Linked DNA regions of Mus musculus: all the other regions are linked to region 1. The links are chromatin contacts, found by Hi-C or POLR2A ChIA-PET in ENCODE. All regions are on one chromosome and are shown on one strand. The core of a region is the stretch at or near the end of the contact, and the rest is flanking DNA. Distances in the headings are between cores, read along the strand shown. Region 1 holds the start of Gtf3c6 (general transcription factor IIIC, polypeptide 6, alpha). Region 2 overlaps Cdk19 (cyclin-dependent kinase 19). Region 3 holds the start of Slc16a10 (solute carrier family 16 (monocarboxylic acid transporters), member 10).

Region 1 (3,448 bases), core at 413-2,912:
TTTCTGTTGTCGTTTTGAGACGGGGTCTCTCTGTGGGTCTGTCTGTCTGTCTTAGAACTTGCTATGTACACCACACTACTCATCTCTGATTGGCATGTTGGGGTAAGTGGCAGAAATTAACCTGTTTAAATATTTGAAGCCAAGGATTTTGCCCAAAAATTTTGATAACAGCTTTATCCCCCATCCCTACCCCCATCCCCCAAAGACAGGGTTTCTCTGTGTAACAGCCCTGACTGTCCTGGGACTCACTCTGCAGACCAAGCAGGCCTCAAACTTAAGAGATCCGTTTGCCTCTGCCTCATGAGTGCTGGGATTAAAGGTATGTATCATCATCAGGCAATAACGTAATATTTTAAACTGTGTCTTCTCCAGGCATTTTGAAGACAGGGCTTTCTGTAGATCAAGGTGGCCTAGAACTTACTATATCATTAAGGATGACAATGAGCCAGGCGGTGGTGGCGCACGCCTTTAATCCCAGCACTTGGGAGGCAGAGGTAGGCAGATTTCTGAGTTCGAGGCCAGCCTGGTCTACAAAGTGAGTTCCAGGGCATTCCGGGGAGTTGGGGGGTAGGATGACAATGAACTTCGGATCCGCCTGCCTTGGGCTCTCCAGTGCCGGCATTACAGGTGTGCACCAGGACAGCCTGCTCTCATGCTATTTTTTCCTAATTGGCTTGTGAGGAGTGAGCCAAAGACACACCAAAGGCATGGTGAAGCAGGTGACATGGGTACTTGGTGACCGGCCGGGCAACACTGCATACATATCCACACTTAGACCAGAGTCTGCGTCCAGACTAGTACACTCAACTGTGGTACTATTGGAGGATAGAACTGAGGCCACGCCCACTACAAGGAAGGCAGGCACTGCTTAACAGCATGGATTAGGCTTTGTCCTGAAAGTCCCCCAGAAGTTTCATACAAGGTGTTTTGCTCTTTCTCTCCAGCCACACATTCAGACAGTGAAGAAGAAGCAGTCAGGCATTTTCTCTGCTCCCATAGAATCCCTCCCTTGTAACCTACTCTTCTGGTATGAGCCTGGAGCGTTTGATCACTGCTTTGTAAGGTGGGATGAACGTCTCTCTCTTTGTGGACAAGCATATCACCTTTTAGTCTTGTTTTAACTTTAAGAAAATCTACAACATTCCCCGAATTCTAAGACTCACCAAAATCTTGCATTTATTTTCACATTTGGAGAGAAAGTCTGAATCAATGATTCCTGACAATTCTACCAGAACAAACTGCTCCTGGTGGAAGAAAGCAAAGTTAATAAGGTAGACAAGGGGCAGTAAATAAGAAATGCCCCAAATTTCTCTGTGAAAACTCGATCCAGTTTCTGGTGGAAACCGATTCTTTCTAGAATGGGTAAACCAGAACTGAAGCTAGCCCTCCACGGCTTCTCGGGCTTCGGAAAGCCAGCGAGCTGTCTACCGGCCTCCCTCCCTCCGTCCGCATCCCAGACTCCCTTCCCCACCCAGGGGTGGCTCAACCAAGACCGCCCGCGCCGCAGGCCTCTGACCCTCGCTTACAACCTCCTCTAGCTCCTCTTCCTCCTCCTCCAAGTCCTCCCAAATGGGATCCACTGCCGCCGCCATAGCGTTCGGAGACGCCATCACTGGCCACGCCCCCTGTGGATGCCATTTTGGATACGGGCAGCGGCGTCCGGCTTCCGGCCAGAAAGCAAGATGGCGACGCCAGGCTTCCGTAAGTGGGTCCCACGTGGAGACTCGACACGCTCCGAGCTTCGGGAATTTAGGGTATTTAGCCCCACTTTGAAGAACGTGGCTCATAGAGCTCAGGCTACACTGAACTCAGTAAGTAGCTGAGGATGAGCGTAATCAACTGCCTCCACTATAAAACAAAACCTCACGTTTATTGTCTGCCGAAGGAGACTAGAGGATCAATGGTGGCCTCCACTTTTCATCCCAACATCTAAGGACGCGGGAGGGAGAGGATTAATGCAAATTCTAGGCCAGAGTGGCTACTTAGTTAACACAAACCCAGCAGTGACGCTACTGGGACAGGGTGGAATTCAGACCGCAGAGGACACAAATCAACACCCATCTTAAGTAAAACGCAGCCTGAGGAGCCGCACCCACCCTTTAAAACTGGTCCGGAAGTGATTTTCTTAGGATGACTGAAGACACTGGCGTGTGATTGGCTATTATCCTCAATATGTTAATTATGAACTTGATTCTGAGTTAGTTTACAAGTCATAAGTATTCAGAATGAGTTTTTGTTTTTGTTTTTTTTTTTTGCAAAATAATATACGAACACAGCTTCGAAAGTGCATGTGTATGGTATTCCTTAGGAGAATATTACGGGGTTTTCGCGGGGGGGGGGGGGCGGGTGGGGAATGTCACCATTAGTTAAAAATGTGCTGTCAGAGGTGGCCTCGCGGCGGCTGGCAACGCTAAACTAAGACTATACTTTCAGGGATCATTTCTATAGTTTGTTACTAGAGAAGTTTCTCTGACTGTGTAGAGCACCCGAAACCACGAGGAGGAGACAGAGTGTCCTTTCCTGAGCGTGAAGCCGGCTTTTAGTGCTGCATTTTGCAACTGCTATCTGCCATTGATGATCGTTCTCAACTCTCTTGAGGGTTGAGAGGGAGAGGACACAGTCTGAGTGGTTTCTTTTATATTTAGTTGAAAGTTAGAGTAGATGCTTTGGTCCTGAGCTACTAAATGGATATCTTTCCTCTTGTATTTTACATGGCTTATACTGTGTAGCCCGGTCATTCCTCTCTGTATGGTCCCAGACGACCTCCAACTCAAGTTCTGCTTTCTGCCTGCCTCAGCCTCCTAAGTGCTGGGGTTTAGGGTGTTCACTACAGCCTGGCTGACCTGCCTTTCTTGTTCTTAGTATGAATGTAGTTATAATGTTCACGAGACCATTAACTGCAAGAAAAATTTTAAGTGCTTATGAACAACAAAACAGGAAAGAATTTTGTCCTATTAGTAGTTGTGTGTGAAGTAAACTTAGGTCTTCTGCAAGCATGACTGAAGCTCCTTGCAGAGGAAAAAAAAATCTATGAGGAAGGCTATTAACCTGAACTAGTAAATAAAGAATATTAAATGTGATAGTGGTCGCAATATTAAGACACTGCCACTAGGAGGCGACAAGTGATTTAACAATCTGCTCCTTCTTGCTCTTTTACTTGGAAAACTTATATGAGAATTTTTATTTTCTCCTTTTTGTTGTTGTTGTTGTTGTTGTTTTAGTTTTTCGAGAGGGTTTCTCTATGTAACAGTCCTGGCTGTCTTGAAACTCGTTTTGTAGACCAAGCTTTCCTCGAGCTTACAGAGAGCTTCCTGCCTCTGCTGGAATTAAAGGTATACACCACCATACCAGGCTTAAAAATATGTTTTATAGCAGAGTTCTTGTAAAAGAGCCTTTAGAGGTAACATCTTGTCTCAGAAATGAACATTTTGCACTTACATAAGAGTAA
Region 2 (3,388 bases), core at 440-2,939, 110 kb after region 1:
AGCACTCTGAAGGCAGAGGCAGGCAGATTGCTGAGTTCGAGGCCAGCTTGGTCTACAAGTGAGTTCCAGGACAGCTAGGGATATACAAAGAAACCCTGTCTCGAAAACAAAGAAAAAAATGTTTGTAGTATAATTAAATGTCAGTAGGTTTAAGAGTCAAAATCATAAAACTTTAGGGATTTTATAATATTGTGTTGTACACGTCACTAATTTTTTTTTTTTTTTTTTTTAAATAAGGTTTCACTATATCTCTCTGTGGTCTGGAACTCACCTTTTAGACCAGACTGGTTTCCAGCTTACAGCATTGCTTGTCTCCTTCTCTGGAGCACTAGGACTAAGGGTGTGCAGCACCGTACTTAGAGGGAGTTGTTTTAAGACAGTGCGTTGTTCCTTTTTTCCCTGTTACATGGTGAGACTTGGAAACATTATTACATAAAGGATCGTATTCTTCTAATAGCTAGCAAGTAGATCTTGAAGGTTTTTTCCTCTTGGTTTTTGGAGACACTTTCTCACTGTGTAGCTAGACTGGTCTTGAATGTAAAGCTAGCTTCCTGCCTTCACCTCAATTCTCAGATTACTACCCAGTTTATCTCGAAGGGTTTTAAAAAATGCCTGTTATTAGAGAAGAGCGAGGCATAAGGTTACAGATCTAATTCTTTTACCTGATTAAACGTTTACTATTTCATAGGAATGGTTTCTGAAAGGTGTGTTTCATGGTTATTTTCATTTTACAGTATTGGAACAGATTCATTTCCACCAGCCTGCCTAGTGTGCGTTACTCATTTCAGCATTACCTCAGAATTCAATCTTGCTGTTGGAATAGCTTTAGCTTTACAGTCTAGCCCCACGCCCTTTTTTCTCTGCATCTGTTCCCTTCCAGGTGCATTTTAAATAGTTTCCCCCATCTATGTTCAATAATTTCTGGTTCTTAAGAGAGTGGGCCCTGAACTATAGGACTCACGCTTCATATTTTGTGAGGTTTATTTTTCTGTTTACTATCTTCCATTTTCCACATACATGTATTGGTTCTCTTACAGACTTGGAAAACAGTTGTTAGTTTCAGTTCATATGAGTGCACACTTCTGTGGTCTGTTTCCCAGTAGTCGAGGAGCATACGTGTTTTCCTGTTTTTGAAGTGTATGTAGTAAAAGTCAAGCACTCAAGCTCAGTTAGCATTTGAGTTTTAATTTTGTTTTTCATAATTGGTTGCAAAATATATGATGACCTGTGATACTTTATTGATTTTCTTGTTGTCTGATCTAAAGTCTGATTTCTTTGGCAGATATGTAGACTTACATCGGCATTTGACATTTTATGTTTTGGGCAGTGGAACTTTAAATATACATAAACTCTGCTGTTTGCCTCTGTTGTGTTTGGAGGTCCCAGGATGGCTTTGTGTGTGGTCCTCACGTGATGGAGGTTGCAGACTTCTCAGCTGAGAGTGAAGAGGGTGTTGCCTTCTGGTGTCATTGTGTGTGCTGGGGTGGGATGTATCAAGAGACAGCTTTCTGTGTTACCACGCAGCAGTTAAAACGATATCACAGATGCATCACTTTGATCACATTTATGATGCATTTTTATTCGTTATTACTAAAACCTGTAAAAGAAAAAAAAAAGAAAGAAAGACGTTGGAGCTGCTGAGCTAGCTGCTCAGTGGATGCGACATTTGGTGCCAGTAAGCCTGTTGCGTTCTAATCCCTGGGACCCGTGCAGTGGCAGGAGAGAAACGGCTTCTGCAGTGGGCCTTTGTGTGCTTGCTTGTGTGCACACCCACAGACCAGTGTAACAGAAATCAGAAAGCCATAGAGAGCTAGAGAGTGACTTTCACTTGCTCTGACATTAAGATTGGGAGTAACTCATAAAAGAGAACACTGGTATATTGTATAGTATGACTGTGCCATTTCTCAGACTTAGCTGCACTGTGGTTTCTTCTGGGAACTTGTCCAAGTCATTATTCATGTTGTATTCTTCCCTACTGCTCCTTTTACTGAAAGATTGCTTCACAATAAATAGAGAGGCAGCCTAATCCATGACTCATGACTGGAGGATAGACATTCTTGTGTTAGGTTCCGTGTGCCAGAAACGTTAGTCTCCAATATGCTAATTACCGCTCTTCCCAACTTGTTAATATGCTCTTCTCAAGTTTGTGCTTGTTTTAGTAGAGAAACAAACACATCCCACATACTTGTAAAATACATTTTTATAGAGGTTTTTTTAATGAGTTGCTTTTAAAGAAAATAATGAGATTAGGATCAGAAAATCTGATATACCTTTCTTGGGCAATGTTTCTTTGACCAAAAAAAGGGGATCATTTTGCCATTTATGTGCCAGATCTTATAAATATTACTTTTATGAGTTTATGCAAGTTTTTATGAATTTTCTTCATATTACTGGAACAATTCTTTTAACAATTGTGCATAGGCACATGCATGTAGCACATCCCTATGTGTGAATGTGGGTCAGCATGTACCTTGAGTGTTGGTCCTCACCTTGCACCCCGTTTGAGAGTCTCTTTTCCAGTGCATCAGCAGTGTAGTGGCCTGTGAGCTTCTGCAGATCCTCTGCCTTTGTCTCCTAGCTGGCTGTGGGTGAACAGGGATTACAGACAATCACATAATACGTCAGGCTTTTATGAGACTTACGGGCATTTGAACTCAGGTCTTCATTTTTGCATATTTGTGTGACAGCACTTTTACCTAGTGAGACAACTTTCTCAGCTCTAGTAACTTTGTATTTTTGTTTGGAGGCAGGGTACCAAGGTCTCACTGTGTAAACCTGGCTGGTCCAGAACTTTCTGTTGTGGACTGTGTTGAACTCGAATTCTCACAGATGCTTGTACCTCGGTCCCTTCAGTGCTGAGATTAAAGTTGTGCGTCAGCACATTTGGTTTACAGTTTTTTCTTTAATTAAAAAAAGATCTGTAGCAGCTAACAATTTTTTTAAAAAGATTTTTATTTAATGTCTATGAGTATACACTGTAGCTGTCTTCAGACAACCAGAAGAGGGCATCGGATCCCATTACAGATGGTTGTGAGCCACCATGTGGGAATTGAACTCAGGACCTCTGGAAGAACAGTCAGTGCTCTTAACCACTGAGCCATCTCCCTAGCCCCAGCTGACATATTTAGCAATATAGGTTATACTGCAAAGCATAAAGTTAATAACAATGTCAGTTTGTAGGTAGATTCTGAATGAGAATTGGGGTATCTGTTTTCTTGTTTAATTTTATTAAATTTTTAGAGTAATTGTTTTCTGTCCTTTGGAAATTGTGTTCTACTAGGTATCAAGTAAGTGTCTGTGCATTGTGCCTGACATGGAGGATGTGCGGTTCATGCGAGGTTGAGTAACGTTCATTTGCTCAAGACACAGCCAGTCAGCTGAGTTCACC
Region 3 (3,102 bases), core at 464-2,963, 120 kb before region 1:
GCAATACACACTGTAAAAACAGAAACTAAAGGGGTTTTTACATGACTGTAATCCCATCACTTGAGAAGCAGAAGCAAGTCTCTGTGAATCTGAGGACAGCCTGTCCTACATAGTGAGTTCTAGGCCAGCCAGAATTAAATAGTGAGACCCTGCTGTAGTTTTTAAAAGACTATTATTGCCCAGTATGGTGCAGAATGTTCTTATAATCCCAACTGAGCCAAGAGGATCTTGAGTTCAAGGCCAGGCTGAGCAGAGTGAAACACAGAAATTATTGATCTTATTAAGTTTCCCAAAAGGCAGCAGTGGCCCGATTTAGCAAAGAGACTCTCAGTCTCCAAGTCAGGCGATGAGGTCTATCTTTATTCTGGTCCTCACTAAAACACTTCATTTCCCTGACTTTCCATTTTCTCACCCAAGCAGAGCTGACAACACCTGCCCGGCAGCATGAGATGAAATAATGGGGGAAATGTTATGCAGACGGTCCTAGACTTGACTTTTGCATAATCAGTCAGAAAGCATTTGACAAAAATGCGGAGTCTGCACCTTTTGCATTTTATTTCCACAAGGCAAAAAAAACGTCAACATAACAGAAGGTCCAACCCCTTATCTTCCTCTTACCATCCCACGTGGCTGCCTCCTATGCTGTCTAAATATAGTAGAGCGTGCAGAGAGACAACCGACTACCACTTTTAATGGGCTGCCTTTGGGACTCCCTGTGACCTTGGGATCCACTTTTCCATTTTGCCAATCTCCCGTCCTGGCCTGCGCTGCATCTACCCAAACACACCTTTCCTTCTGCAGCATGGCAGGCAGATAACCACACCACCGTGGCGGTCACAAAGCAGACTGTAAAAGTGATAATGCAGTGTTGTTGGTGCTGGAACGTTCAGTTTATTTCCCACCACTAAGAGGAAAGTACTGTGGATTCTTGGCGCCCACTGTGCAGAAAGGAGGAGTCCAAAGCCTCAGGCAGGTACAACTCTGCAACTTGCTTGCCTTTGGGTTCCATACAAAACTGGCAGAGGGAAGCCCCAAGCTGCAGGTTGCAAGTGAGACGGGTCAGGCTCAAAGCTCACACCCTCCCAACACAAGAGGACGCACCAAAAGCTCCCATTTCCCACCCCGCATGCCCTCCTCCCCTCGGCCCGCAGCAACGTCCCACCTGTCTTGAAGGCCATGTTGTCATCGTCCTTGGCCTTGAAGGTGTCCAGCATGGACACGAAGAGCACCCCGTAGGCGTTCTGGATGCCAAACACCGACCCGTTGCACCACATGGCCGCCAGCATCACCAACCAGCCCCAGCCGCCCTCGGGGGGAACGGGGGGCTCACTGCCCGCTGACCTCGTCAGCTCCACCTCCACTTTCTCTGCGGCCACGTCGGAGACATCCGAGGGTCCCGGGCCGGGCAGCGGAGCGTCATCCGAGGGCGCGGGCCCGGGCGGCTGCGCCTCGTTCGTCTCCCGCTCGGCGGCGGGCTCCTCCTGGGACGGCACCATGTCCCGAGGCGGCCCCGTCGGGCACCGAGAAAGCTTGCGGGCGCAAGGTCCCGGGGTGGCTCGCGGAGCCTGGGACAGCCGCGCGGACGGAGGAGGGAGGCCGAGGCGAGGACACTGGAGCCGCGGGCAGGCGGGCGGGCGGGCGGGCGAGAGGCGCACACCGCAGACACCGCCTAAGGCGGCCAGAGGACTTGACACACCGGCTGCCCCTCGCGCCTGATTACGCCGGCCTCCAGCCGCCTCTTAAAAGCGCCCCTCCGCCCTCCCGCACCGCCTAGGGGCGTGGCCACCAGAGGGCCTTACACCCTGAGCCCACAGGTGATTGGGCATCCGCAAGCGGAGGCTCCGCCCCGTGAGGGGTGTCCAATGACCGCCCGCGCGCGCGCGCTTGAAGGCGTGCCGCCAAATTAGCTACCTCCAGGAGTAATGTCACCTCCTCTCAGCATTAACCTTAGAAGTTCTTGGGGAGCGTCTCCTACGTGTGGCCTGCGAAGGTGATCAATCGATCAGGTAATGCTTACCCTCACTGGAATAGAGAGTCACAAATGACAGTTTAAATTTCATATTTGTTGTCCCTTTTGTGCTAGTTATAATATAAAAGATTCCTTATGCCACGTACCTACTTAAAAGGCAATTCAGGAATCAGAGACCTTGTTTAATTACTCCAATTCCGCGAACATACAGTTTGTTTTGAATACTTGGCACAATGAAGATGCTCATTTTGGAAGACAGACTGTGATTCTAAATTTTTCAACTAACAAACATTTTTGACGGGCAGCTAGAAAGCAATACTTTTAAACTTCACAAGTTGTCCTCACACTAAATAAAGAACCAACACTTATATTCAATTCCTCTGCCCCCTGAAGCATCTTATTCTGATGTATCTTCTTAATTTCTCAGATATTTAGATTACTCACTCCAAACAAAATCAAAATATGCTAGTTACTTAAGCACCAGTGTGGTGGGTTATACAATAACTGTGATTATCACATTCTTGCTTCTCTCTGTCCTAAACTAGTAAGTAAAAACAGTCCAGAAATAGAAAGTGGGGTGCAATAGGGTTAAACACTGGGACATCAGCTAGGAGGTAGGAGCACAAGCCTTGTATCCCAGTACTCCGGAAGCAGAGGCAGGCAGATCTCTGAGTTCTGGGCCAGTCTGGTCTACAGAGTGAGTTCCTGGACAGTCAAAGCTACACAGAGAAACCCTGTCTTGAAACCAACTACCCCCATACCCCCACCCCACCCCCCAAAAAAGGATAGTATGTAAGAAAGTAAGTTTGAGCTGAGCTATGATTAGCCACATGGTTCTGTGGACAAGGACAAGCAAAGAGCCTTCCAGCCAAAGAAACAGAGAAGAAACCAAAGACAGGGGAGGGTCCAGAGGAGTGTTCTGGGAATACAGGGCAATGTGGGTGCTTTAGAGATTAAGTTAAAATAGCACAATAGCTTGGATATATATTACCCCTCAAATTCTTTTGGTGTCTTAGTCACTGTCTATTGCTGTGAAGAGACACTGTGACCAAGGTAACTCTTTTTTTACAAAAAGCATTTAATTGGGGGCTTTCTTACAGTTTCAGAGATTTAGTCCATTATCATCAAGGTAG

What was found. A loop is a pair of places that touch in the nucleus more often than their neighbours do. ChIA-PET counts read pairs that join two places held with the same protein, here RNA polymerase II (POLR2A).
Region 2: a map of v-Abl transformed pro-B cells shows a loop between it and region 1 (3-fold over the local background). The contact joins the enhancer-like site here to the promoter of Gtf3c6 in region 1. A Hi-C loop is called at or near these places in 1 of 37 maps with a recorded cell type or tissue (v-Abl transformed pro-B cells). POLR2A ChIA-PET finds 5 or more read pairs at or near these places in 4 of 5 experiments (Patski and embryonic stem cell).
Region 3: POLR2A ChIA-PET joins it to region 1 with 13 read pairs in embryonic stem cell. The contact joins the promoter of Slc16a10 here to the promoter of Gtf3c6 in region 1. POLR2A ChIA-PET finds 5 or more read pairs at or near these places in 3 of 5 experiments (Patski and embryonic stem cell).

What each region holds. Positions count from the first base shown.
Region 1 is chr10:40,256,050-40,259,497 of GRCm38, forward strand. It overlaps Gtf3c6 (general transcription factor IIIC, polypeptide 6, alpha), which reads right to left and starts at 1,663. Exons shown (of 6, transcript NM_026113.5): 1 at 1,530-1,663; 2 at 1,164-1,244. The coding sequence starts at 1,610. It overlaps Rnu3a (U3A small nuclear RNA), which reads left to right and starts at 2,419; the gene lies at 2,419-2,630.
Region 2 is chr10:40,370,583-40,373,970 of GRCm38, forward strand. All of the region lies in intron 1 of Cdk19 (cyclin-dependent kinase 19), which reads left to right. Among named protein-coding and RNA genes, the nearest start is that of Cdk19, 23 kb to the left of the region's middle. Within about 2 kb of position 1,690, at least 2 of the 3 ENCODE cell types and tissues checked have a DNase peak (open chromatin) inside an H3K27ac peak, as active enhancers do.
Region 3 is chr10:40,140,541-40,143,642 of GRCm38, forward strand. Slc16a10 (solute carrier family 16 (monocarboxylic acid transporters), member 10) reads right to left here and starts at 1,714. Exons shown (of 6, transcript NM_001114332.1): 1 at 1,163-1,714. The coding sequence starts at 1,496.